2 separate regions of the Homo sapiens genome follow, and region 2 is linked to region 1. Evidence: chromatin contacts called from ENCODE Hi-C data. All regions are on one chromosome and are shown on one strand. Each heading gives the region's core, a stretch centred on a gene start or an enhancer-like site at or near the end of the contact. The rest is flanking DNA. Distances are from core to core; before and after follow the strand shown.

Evidence for each region. Hi-C counts contacts between places; a loop is a spot of excess contacts on that map. Pooled maps may share reads with other maps.
Region 2: a loop to region 1 is called in a map of B cell, with 2.1 times the contacts of the local background. The contact joins the promoter of RBM11 here to the enhancer-like site in region 1. A Hi-C loop is called at or near these places in 1 of 168 maps with a recorded cell type or tissue (B cell), 2 of 37 single-sample maps with no recorded cell type and 3 of 50 pooled maps.

The regions. Positions count from the first base shown.
Region 1 is chr21:14,112,862-14,118,921 of GRCh38, reverse strand. The region is part of intron 9 of LIPI (lipase I); the gene reads left to right. It also overlaps the pseudogene ERLEC1P1. Among named protein-coding and RNA genes, the nearest start is that of LIPI, 95 kb to the left of the region's middle. RefSeq lists an enhancer at 2,383-2,532. Within about 2 kb of position 2,526, at least 2 of the 41 ENCODE cell types and tissues checked have a DNase peak (open chromatin) inside an H3K27ac peak, as active enhancers do; they include B cell, where a contact is called at or near this core.
Region 2 is chr21:14,213,655-14,219,714 of GRCh38, reverse strand. It overlaps RBM11 (RNA binding motif protein 11), which reads right to left and starts at 3,558. Exons shown (of 5, transcript NM_144770.5): 1 at 3,433-3,558; 2 at 1-152. The coding sequence starts at 3,528. RefSeq lists a silencer at 3,512-3,741.

The DNA.
Region 1 (6,060 bases), core at 1,277-3,776:
CACCAGCAATAGGGGAGCATTCCATGAGGAGACACATCTCTCTATTATTCCAAATTCAAGGAGCCATTTTAAGTGTTTTGCAATCCCTTGGTTAACCTCTGTGGGAATGGGATACTGACAGATCTGCACCAGGTAGGTTCCTTGTAGTAGTTCTACTATGACAGGTGCTTGATTCACTACCAGCCCCGGGGGACTGTCCTCTGCCCAGACTCCTGATAACTTAAGAAGTAAGTCTGTGAATAGTTTTTCTCTTTCAGCCACACTATATCTTCTTCCATACTCCTGGCAACTACTTTCATGAAGTCTCCATTCATCTGTTTTGGGGATTGTGAGTGTTAATACCATAACCTTTCTTTGCCTTAGGCTTAAGGTCCTATCTCCACTTGGTGTAAAGGAGATCTGAGCCTGCAGTTTTGTAGTAAGTCTCTTCCTAATAGTGGCACTGGGCAGTTTGGCAAATATAAGAACTTACGTTGGACTTTTCGGTCTCCAGTCATACATCTCTTTCATTTGAAAAAAGGTGTCTTTTCTGTGATAACTGTGGCTCTGATAATATTAGCATAGTCTTTTGATAACGGCCCAATTTTTTGAGTCACAACCGAGTGTTCAGCACCTGTGTCTACCATAAAGTCTATTTTTCAGCGCCCTACTACAATTGAGACCATAGGCTCCTTGGGGCCTAATGAGATGGAGCCCGATCTGTCTCAGTCTTCAAGGTAGTCATTGGCTTCTGCCAGCCCAATTAGATCCACGTCAGATCTTACTATGCCTTGCCCAGTGACGGAAGGGGGCTCTGTCCAGTCATTCTGTCTCTGGTTGTTGCCCTTGTCCTATTCTTTCTCTGGACATTCATCTTTCCAATGCCCTCTTTGCTTGCATCTCACACATTGATCTCTCTCTAGTCTAGGCTGACCTTCCTGACCTGTCCTGGTCTCCTGATCTGGCCTAGCTTGTCCTCTACTGTGACCACATCCATGACACATTCATGTCCTCTTGCAAATCCAGCCTCTCTTTCAACCAGGGCTGTGGCCAAGAACTCTGCCTTTTCCTTCACTCTACGCTTGGCCTCCCACTTTGCTTTTTCATCTCAATTTACAAACACTTTGGTTGCCACCTGGATAAGCTGGGGAATGTTCATACCTTCAAACCCCTCCAGCCTCTGCAACTTTTGCTTAATATCATTTTGTGCTTCACTCATGAATGCTGCATTAACCATGCACTGATTCCCTGCCACTTCTGGGTCAAAAGGTGTGTAGAGTCAGTAAGCCTCACAAGGCCTCTCTTAGAACTCACTGGGGCTTTCATCTGGTTTCTAATGAACCTCTGAAACCTTTCCAGTGTTTGTTGCCTTTTTCCCTCCAGCCTTTATTCCTTGTATCAGAGCCTCTCAGTATCTCAGAAAGTTTAGCAGCCCTTGGGCCTGATTTCAGTCCCAGCCTGGATCAGTTTCTATTGGTAAAGTCTGTTGTGCATACTCTTTGACATCTGCCATGCCTACTGGGGTGTTGCTTTCTAGCCACTGATTAGCCACTTGTATTACTCTGCAGCGTTCTTCTGTATTGAACAGTGACAGAAGGAGCTGCTTGCAGGTCAGCCCAGGTTGGGCTGTGAGTTAAGAAGATGGACAGCATTAGGTCAATAAGAGCCTGGGGTTTTTCCGTATAGGAGGGAGTATGCTGTTTACAGTTGAAAATGTCTGTAGTAGAGAAGGGCTTATAAAGATAAAGCTGTTCTCCTCCTTGAACCTCATTTTGTGCATCTAAATAGATCTGTCCTCTAGTTTCTCTGAGGGGCATCTGCATGGCTTGGGTGTGTCCTGACCAGGGACGGCCAACCTCATCCTGGAGTTCCTCCTTTGATTTATCAAGCAGTGGGCCTGGCTCTTCCTTATGTGGTGAAGTTTGGGGGGTACTCTCCTCTGAGTCCAACCCTCTGGAGGCAGCTGCTGGAGTGGCTTCCCGCCTAAGCCTTGCCAGAGATGGATAAATTAGAACATAAGGGGATGGAGTCTCTAGCTCCTCTGGCGGGGCCTGTAGGACAGGCTTTTCCTGTTGTCCTTGCTACTCTTTCTCCTGGGCCTGCACTTTGTGGGTCTTTTCTATTGTTCTTTGTTTTGTTCGAGCCACTAGAGTCTTACAATAATCTTCAAAGCAGGCCTGTAGCCATTTTGGACGGGTCTGAATCACGTTCAGCCAGGAGTCTATGTATGGGAACTGATCAGGGTACCCAGGCTGTTGTCTGACCCCAGTGACCACCCAAAACACTTGGCCAATTATTTCCATATCTATGGTTCCCTCAGCTGGCCACCCTACATTAGAGGGCCAGTCAATTTCAAAAAGGGTTCTTAGCCTCTGCGGTCTTAACTTCATTCCATAATCACCATCAAAGCCTTTCTTAAAGTTCTTCAACATACATTCTAATGGAGTCGGCTTCAATGCTTTTTCTCCAATTTCCTCCCTCACAGCACACTTTCACTCTCACTTTCACTCTCAGATTCACCAGACCGGGTCCTATTACAGGAGGTTTGGGTGCTGCTTGGCCAGGTCACACCCAACTACTGCTGTGAAGCTATGAAACTAATCCTGTCGGCCTTACGCACTGACCTAGGTCTGGCTCATCCCACACTCGCCTCGGAGGACACAGTCTGCACTAAGAGATCTGCACCTCCCCACATCACTCCCCACATTGGCCTCTCCTGAGACCATCTCTTTCACACACTGTCACACACCTCCCCTGCCCTAGGACTCCTCATCAGATGAAACGAGCCTCTCTCATGTCCCAGATGAGCCTAGTTAGGCTCCCACATTCACACACATACACACACCACTCCTACCCCAGGACTCCTCATCAGGTGAAATGAGTCTCTCTTGTGTCCCAGGTAGGTTCACACACACCCACACACTCCCACACACTCCCAGTTGGGGTGGCAAACCACTCTTGTCACCCTGCCAGCAAGCTCTACCTTGCTGCACTTGCCACTCTTCCAGCCCATTTTCTCCCTTTTTCCAGTGTGAGTGGGGACACGAGGTTCATCAAAATTGGCAAGCCACTCCTGCTGCACCCAGCTACTCTGGGTTGGATAAGTGGTCGTTCCCTGGGAGGTGATCAAGCTCCCCTTCTGTCCTTATGGGACAGGCTTCCCTAGGGACCAACCTTACCTTGGTTCAGTAGTCTGCCTGCGCACTGCTCTGTGACTCTCCTGCAACTCCTGAGTCGGTTCCGTTTGCACTGTCAAGGGAAGGCTCCAAGACACGGGAAAACCGTTCTCCTTCTGGGCTGTGTTACTCAGTGGTGCCAAGAGTCCCAAATCTCCCACGTCCTGGGGCTCTAACCCATAGGCAAAGGAGACAGAAACCTACAATCTCCAATCCCAGATGAGCCCCCAGAAATGTTGTGGGGCAATCAGAGATAAGAGAGATCGAACAGAGTTCAGGAAAGGTCTTTATTAAAAGGTGATCACCTGGCTCAGTTGGACTAGTGTCCAGAAAAGTCTGAGCCCCGGACAAAGAAAGCAGCCACCTTTTAAGCTGTCAGTGGCCGGGAGCTATGTGATGCAGGAAGCCTACTTACAGAAGCGAGAAAAAAGGCAGTTGATCAGTCTTTTACATTTATTTATGCTATATGTTCCACATCCCTGGGAAACTATGTTTCTGTATCAACCTTGTAACTTTGCAGCTGCACTAGGGAGGTGAAGCAGGAACTCGCTGAGCCTCAAGGAATATGAAATTAGCAAGTAGGTAAGGCTTGCTGAGCACAGAAGGAAAAACAGGTAGTTAGTATTCTTCTCTAACTTAGACTATGGGGGGTGGGGAGCGGGGTGCGGAGGTTGCTATACTAAGCTTTTGAAGGAAAAAGTAAAAATGTCTTGGTTGTCTTTGATTATACTTGTAAAATTCATGAATTCCTTCTTCACCACCATGTTGGTCAGGCTGGTCTATCAATTCTTTAAGGATGTTGTTTTGCCATCTTCTACCATGCACTGAACCTAAAGAGAAATATGTTGCTATCCTTTCTTTGTTGCCCCAAAGATAATCTACTTTTCTTCTTGGCTGGTTTTAAGATTTTTCTCTTTGTCACTGATTTTGAGCAATTTGATTATGATGTACCATGCTGTAATTTTCTTCATACTTCTTGTATTTTGAAGTTTGTTGGCTTTCTTGGACCTGTGGGTGACATGGTTTGGCGATGTCCCCACCCAAATCTAGTTTCTCTGAGGGGAATCTGCATGACTCAGGCATGTCCTGACCAAAGACCGCCAACCTTATCCTGGAGTTCCTCTTTGATTTATCGGGCAGTGGTCATGGCTCTTCCCTACATGTTGAAGTTTCGGGGATACTCTCCTCTGAGTCCGACCCTCCAGAGGCAGCTGCTGGAGTGGCTTCCTGCCTAAGCCTTGCCAGAGAAGGGTAAATTGGAACATAAGGGGGTGGAGTCTCTAGCTCCTCTGGCAGGGCCTGTAGGACAGGTTTTTCCTGTTTTCCTTGCTGCTCTTTCTCCTGGGCCTGCACTTTGTGGGTCTTTTCTATGGTCCCTTGTTTTGTTAGAGCCACTGGAGTCTTACAATAATCTTCAAAACAGGCCTGTAGCCATTTTGGGTGGGTCTGATTGTAGTTCCCATAATCCCCACATGTCATGAGAGGGACCTGGTGGAGATAATTGAATAATTGATTCATTGTGGTGGTTCCCCCATCCTGTTCCTGTGATAGTTAGTTCCCATGAGATCAGAACTTTTTTTTTTTTTTTTGAGACAGAGTCTTGCCCTGTTGCCCAGGCTGGAGTGCAGTGGCATGATCTTGGCTTGCTGCAACCTCTGCCTCCCGGGTTGAAGTGATTCTCCTGCCTCACCCTCCCAAGTAGCTGGGACTACAGGTGCATGCCACCACGCCTGGCTAATTTTTTGTAGAGACAGGGTTTCACCATGTTAGCCAGGATGGTCTCAATCTGCTGACCTCATGATCCACCTGCCTTGGCCTCCCAAGGTGTTGGGATTACAGGTGTGAGCCACTGAGCCCGGCCAAGATCTGAAAGTTTTTTAAGGGGCTTCCCCTTCGCTGGGCACTCATTCTCTCTCCTTCTGCCCTGTGAAGATGTGCCTTCTGCCATGATTGTTAAGTTTCCTGAGGCCTTCCAAGCCATGCTGAACTGTGAGTCAATTACACCTCTTTCCTTTATAAATTACCCAGTCTTGGGCAGTTCTTTATAGCAGTGTGAGAACAGACTAATACAGTGGGTTTATAGTTTTCATCAAGTTTCATCTAAATTTCCAGCTATTTTTTTGAGATTTTTTTTCTGTGTTCCTCTACTACTTCTCCTCTGAGGATTCCAATTTTAAGTATTTTTGGCTACTTGAAGTAAGATCTAATATTTGATAGTACAACAGTGTGATGATAGCTTTGGTAATTTTAAAATTCTATTTTCTCTTTGCATTTTATTTTGAATAGTTTCTGTTGCTATGTTATCAAGTTCACTGATTTTTTCTGCAATATCTAATCTGCTTTTAATCTCATAAGTGTATTATTCATCTCAAACATCGTAGTTCTCACCTCTTTATATCTCTCATGTCTCCACTTCACTTTTGAAGATCTGAAATAAAGGTATAATAACTGTTTTAATGCATTTATCTGCTGAGTCTCACATTTGTGCTAGTTCTGGGTTAGTTTCAATTGGTTGATTTTTCACCTCATATGGGTCCATTTTCCAGCTTCACAATGCTTAGTAATTCTCAATTAGATCACAGATGCTGTGAATTTTATCTTATTGAATGTTCTATATTTTTGTATTCCTACAAATGCTCTTAAATTCTATTCTCAAAATACTGTTATGTTACTGGGGTTAAACCTTTCAGGTCCTGCTTTCAAAATTTATTAAGCTAGCTTGGATAAGTGCTCAGTCTAGGTGTAATGATTCCCACTACTTAGAGAAGACCCTTCTATGTGCCTTATCGAGTGGACTATGAATTGGGTTTTCTCACATGGCAGGTGGAAATAGGCACTATTCTTTTCCCTGTGTTATTGCTGGAAACCTTATCCAAGTAACATTTTAAAAGAATATTAGGAATAA
Region 2 (6,060 bases), core at 2,309-4,808, 100 kb before region 1:
TGCACGTTAATTGGTCTTCCATATAAACGAATTCCATTCAGCAAAGCTATGGCATAAGACACCGATTCTGGGTGTTTAAAGCAGACAAATCCAAAAGACTTTGGCTTTCCTTCTCTGTCTTTGCATATAGTCACTTTGGTTAGTGGCCCCGCCTATAAGAAACTTAAAAATTATTTTCTCATAAATCCAAAGATTTTTTTTATACTCAAATAAGTAAATTCAACTTTAGACTAAAGAAATGTGTTAGCAATATCTTTATGTAGCTCTGCTAATAATGTATCTTTCTAATAATAAATATTACACTTCCTCACACTTTCTTTGTATTTTCTGGCTCATTGGGGAAACATACATGGTGTTAAGAACAGGAAATTCTAGGTATTAGTTTCAAACTGTAAAAGAAATGGTAGACTATCCTTCTGTTAGGCTTAACAAACCAATTTAGAAAACATATAAATCTAAGATTAAAATACTACTTTGTCTCCATACACATTCACAGTGTTGAATTCAAAAAATAACTGAAATGAGAAATTCAATGCTGGTTGAGTTATCCTCAAAAAAGCTGGCGATGTTATATCATAGTTTAAATTTTCTGTCATGAAGATTAAATATCTTTTCAAGAATAAATAAATTTATCATGCATTTTGATTTGGAAACTCCATCTGGTAAATTTCCAAAGGAAAAATGTTTAAATATGTTCAAGACTTTTAAGTATATTGCATTGTTTATAAGTGTGAGAAATTAGAGAGGCTCTAAATCTAACAACTGGAGATATTATTCCATGGTGTGTTACTAAAACGGAATAAAATATAAATTATAAATATTCAGATTATATTGATAGAAAAACCTATAATATGCAATGAAGATTTAAAAACACAGAGCCAAATATCATAGAAGATTGTTAATTACAACTAACGAAAAATTACATCACAGCCATGATAATGATTGGAGGAGGCACTTACAAACACAAACAACTGATTTAATGCTGAATGGTTCAGACTTTAATAACTGATTATTTTTCCCTGTAGAGTTGCATAAATAAAAAAATTGCTTTTACTCTAAAGAAAAATATTAATGATCATCTTTAAAATAATTCTGTGTGTTAAGATTTAGTCTTTTCCTTTCATTCTCTGTGCTCTCCCAGGGACTAGCTTCCCTTCCCTTCTGGCTTCAAGGACCACCTCATCAACAAATTTACTTTTCCCACCATGTCTCTTTCATGGAGACACCTCCTGGAGATGTCTATGTTTTTGTACTTCAATCTCAACATATTTGAAACTGAATTCACCATATTTTCTCTAAATCTCAACTCTAGTATTAAAAGTGTAATGATAATAAATCTGATTTTCTCATTTCCAAGTATAATCAGAAATTTGAAAGAAAATAGTAAAAGGATAAATATACTGTAATATAAAAACCAATAAAATTGGTGATTTTTATACAGATATTAAATAGATGTAATCACTATGGGACAGAACATGCTTACGTGATTTGAATTTTGACATAAATTTAGATATTCAAAGCATTTGTAAAGATAAAAGTCAACATGAAGACTTACTTTTAGCAACAATCACACTATCTTACAGTATTTTTTAAATCACAATGAAATACATAGTGTGATAGTTGTCAAGTTTTGCTGGGTGTTGAAGTCTAAAGTGGAAGAGAAACTCCACTTTGGCAATTCCTTTCAATACCTAGACAAAAATAAGAACTTATGCTTCTTACCTGATCTATTAAATAAAATTTATATTTTGCTTAGGTGGAAGAAGGAACTGATAAAGAATGAGAAGATAATATATAGTCTTGTGGATCCACACAACTGATATTGATCGAGTCCTGATTGACTAAAAATAATGGTTATTGGATAATGCAATCCCACCCCAGTCTTCCACTCTCCTTTTTTTGGAGGCTCAAAGTGAAAGAAGTCTTCTGGAGAAAAATAACTCTAAGTTTACTTTATATTTCTTTCGGTTTTTGTTGTTGTTTTTTTTAACTTAATATAGTAAGTTTTAAATGATACTGAATGAAAAAACAGATATGGATTAGAGTTCATAAAAAAGGAGGCAAGTTTAAAAAGATGAATTAAAAGGATGAACCTAAAAGTCTTAAAATCAATAATATTTTTCAAATAATAAAAAAGTTTTACGTCCAGGAAAGGAAACTGTATTCCTGGAAAGAACCCTCTCTACCAAATTGTATCTACAATTAAAAGAGGGTTGCTTTAGTTAAGTTTCGAGACAAAAGTAAGTCCTTTCACAACCAAATAAAGGACCCCTTTGACCCATTCAATCCTGAAAATTTAGTTCTGTAATTGCCTCCCTCGGAACTTTCCCTTATTCTGATAGGAGAAAGTAACTATTGATTTCTCTTGATGTTAGTATTATTACTAATAATAACAGCAGTACCATTAGCAGTAGTAGCGGTAGCAAACAGCGAGTGCTAGACTCAGCTGTAGCCATTTTACCATTAGGCCACATATTCCGATAGCCACATTATACTGCAGATACTACTACTCTCTTTTGACATATAAGGAAACTGAAGCACTGAGGAATTCATTGACAGGCTCAGAGTCACACTGCTGACCTCAGAGTTCGCACGCGGAACCACTTTTCTATCTATGTCCCTTCTCTTTTTATAGATTATCGTAAACATTGTAATTTTAAGTTCTCCCTGTTAGGAAGATAAAAGGATGTCTCGTCAATTTGTTTTCCCAGCACCCTCAGTATTTGCCCCGTAATTCCGGATCATTACACGGTTAGGGGAATGGCTGAATGAGTGTATCTTTTTGGCAAGTGATACCTAGCTGTATAGGACAATACGATAAGTGAGCGTGTATACAGGACACAGCAGGCTTAATCCTAGAGGTACCAGATCTCAAAGTTTCCGAAGGTCCTCTTGGTATGAATTAAAGGGCCTTGTCCAGGGAATCACCTGGTCACAGTCACGGTAAGTTGGCTGCCAAATCATCTCAAATCTCACTTTTCATGCTGGAATAAAAATACTGTCCGCATAAAAGGGCTTGAAGGAAGGAGCAAGGTGTAAAAGGAAACATTATAAAAGCGACCCCTCTCCTTTTGGGGGATGTCAGGCGTGCTTACTACTTGACGGAGAACAGTGACCAGGCTGTTTTCGGTTCTGCCCGCGCACACCCGAGGCCCAGGCAGCCTCTGGGAAGCCCTTAATCAGAAACGGGGGTTGAAGGAACCACGTCCCTGCCCAACCCCAGGACTCTGCAGCGCGGATGGGGATGGGGAACGCGCCCTCATTTCACTCCCCAGCCGCTCACCTGGAGACAGGTGCGCCAAGAGGAAACGAAATTAAAACCCCTGCTCAGGATGGGACGGAAGGGGGCCGGGCTCCGGGTGGTCCAGGTGCGCGCTATGTTTCCGGCCCGACGTGCTCCGCCCCTCCGCCGCCCCTTCCCAGAGACGGTACCTGAAGGAACAGCTCGTACAGAATCTCTTCCCGAACTCGGGCCTCTAAATTCCCAACAAACACGGTCCTGTCGGCCTCCTCCTGAGCAGGGAACATCCTCCGGTCTCGGCCGTAGAATGAAGTAGGAGCTGAGACCCCGCCCCTTCTCCGGCTTTACGGCGCCGCCTGGGTGAGGGGGCGGGGCCGGCGCCGGGAGCGCGCGCTGGGGGCGAGGCATGGCTCCAGGGCCACGCCCCCAGCGGACTTGGGGTACCGCCCACCGCACTGCTCCCTCGCCTGGCGTAGGGCTGGGCGGTGGGAGAGTGGGTGAGAGTAAGAAAGATGAATGCAGAAAGGGCTTTACTCTTTAGCTAGTGGGGTGGCTTCCTTTTTTTCTGGCACATTAATTGATTTTGGATTTATTCAATCAACATTTTAAATAAAGTCACTGTAGAGATGATTTAAATTGTGGTAACTTCATTGCAGAAGCTCCCAGGCAAATGCGGGGAGATACATTTCTTTGGGTCCAAAGAATAAATGAACAAATCATGAAGATATTAAACTATAAATAATTTTTGAAAGAATCGATGTTTGCATGGATGTGGATACAACAGAAAACTAGAATTAAAGTTTATTTTCCTAGAAAGTGCTCCCTAGATGAGTTTTTGAAACTGGTCGCAGAGGTTTTAAGTGGACTCCAAAAGGAACTTGAGAAAGCAAATACCAAGGGATATACTGGTGAGAGTGAGCCAGTTTTGTGTCTAAGCCAGAATTTTTGAGGATGGCAGCTAGGGTTTGTGTCAGGATCCAACGGCTGTACTTTGTTTCAGGGCTATACTTTGTATATGGTGTACCAGGCTAAAGGCTTAGTTCTTTCTTGGGGATAATTTTTGTTTTTAATAAAAGTCTTATGAACAATAAAATTACAAGAAAGGAGAAAGAAAACTTAGAATCTCAATACTTTGATAAATCAGCTGTCAACTGTTAACTTGGCTTCCTTTCTGAAGCTACCATACGTCTACATAGGACCTTGAGATCATCTCATGAATATCATATAGGTGATCAGAACATTATTTGACCTTTAGTTTGGCATCGTGATAAAATTTCATTTTGAATTGAGGAAGCATGCTTTTATCTGGTTGATGGACCAAAAAAAGTCATCTTTTCTAATGAAAAGGTACACATTTTAGGAAATCCTAATTTCTAATTGATCTCTGACATTACATAGTTTTATTACTTTGAACAAGTAATTTCTCTTTGGAATTCGGATTCTGTTTCTTAAGGAATGGATTGGACTAAATATAGTTACTTCATTTAATAGGTATTTTCTGAATGCTTAATTCTTGGAAAACAAAGGGAAATATAAAAGTCTGACCTCCTAAAGCTTATACTTTGGGAGAGACAGCCTTTCTACCCTCACAAATATAATATAAATGCTAGTAACTTCAGTAGTTACCTTCAACTGATATAAGTCCTGTCTCCATTTTTTTTTTTCCTTTTTCTTTCCTCTATCATCAGTAGAGTTGCGGTACAGTAAGAAGGAGTTAAGGAAACACTCATATTGTAGGCAAATAAATATATGTTGATCAAATGAATGGATACTTGCAAGTCTCTGTTATGTGTAGACCTCTTGATTTATTTGTATTCATTTACTTCATAAATCTCATCAAAGCAACATATTTCCTCCTTGAATTCCCCTCAGACACTTCTTATATGCAAGCTGTATCTTCAGGTTTCAGTTTAAACCATTGCATGTATATGAGTGCGTATGCTACAAACCTTTAACTACACTTGTAATTAATGTTCATATTATATTGTTCTATTGAAATTTGCATCCTTCTTTGTCTACAAATGTGCATAATTTTGGTGTTATAATATCCTCTTCTGGCCGTACATAAGTTTATAGTGCTTATAATTCTAGAATACTTAGTTAATATTATAAACTCTGAAAGTCAGCTTCTGTAGTTAGCAATTTTTTCAGAATATGATCTCAATATATCATTTTTCTAATGTAAGCATGTTCTGTTTCTTAACTCATATTGAATGCATGCATGGTAATAAATCTAGTAGTAGGTTAAAAATAATTCACTTCACTTTCAGTATTTACTGTACCATTAGTCATATATCAGGTTTTAATGGGTTAAATACATGTAACACTCTATAAAGAGCTAGCCTTTCTTCATTTATATCAGGATGTCTGATGTCCCTAGCTGAATGAACATATAATAAATGAAAATATATGTATATATACATGTATACCTCTGTATGTCTATATATGTATAATTAGAGCTCATTTCTTTATCTTCTTTTGCCCAGCCAACTTTTTTTTTTTTGAGATGGAGTTTTGTTCTTGTCGCCCAGGCTGGAGTGCAATGGCCCAATCTCGGCTCACTGCAACCTCCGCCTCCCAGATTCAAGCAATTCTCCTGCCTCAGCCTCTGAGTAGCTGGAATTACAGGTGTGTGCCACCATGCCCGGCTAATTTTTGTACTTTTAGTAGAGACAGGGTTTCACCATGTTGGCCAGGATGGTCTCAAACTCCTGACCTCAGGTGATCTACCCGCCTTGGCCTCTCAAAGTACTGGGATTATAGGCGTGAGCCACTGTGCCCGGCCCTGTGCAGCCAACTCTTACTCTCTTTTGTAGTTA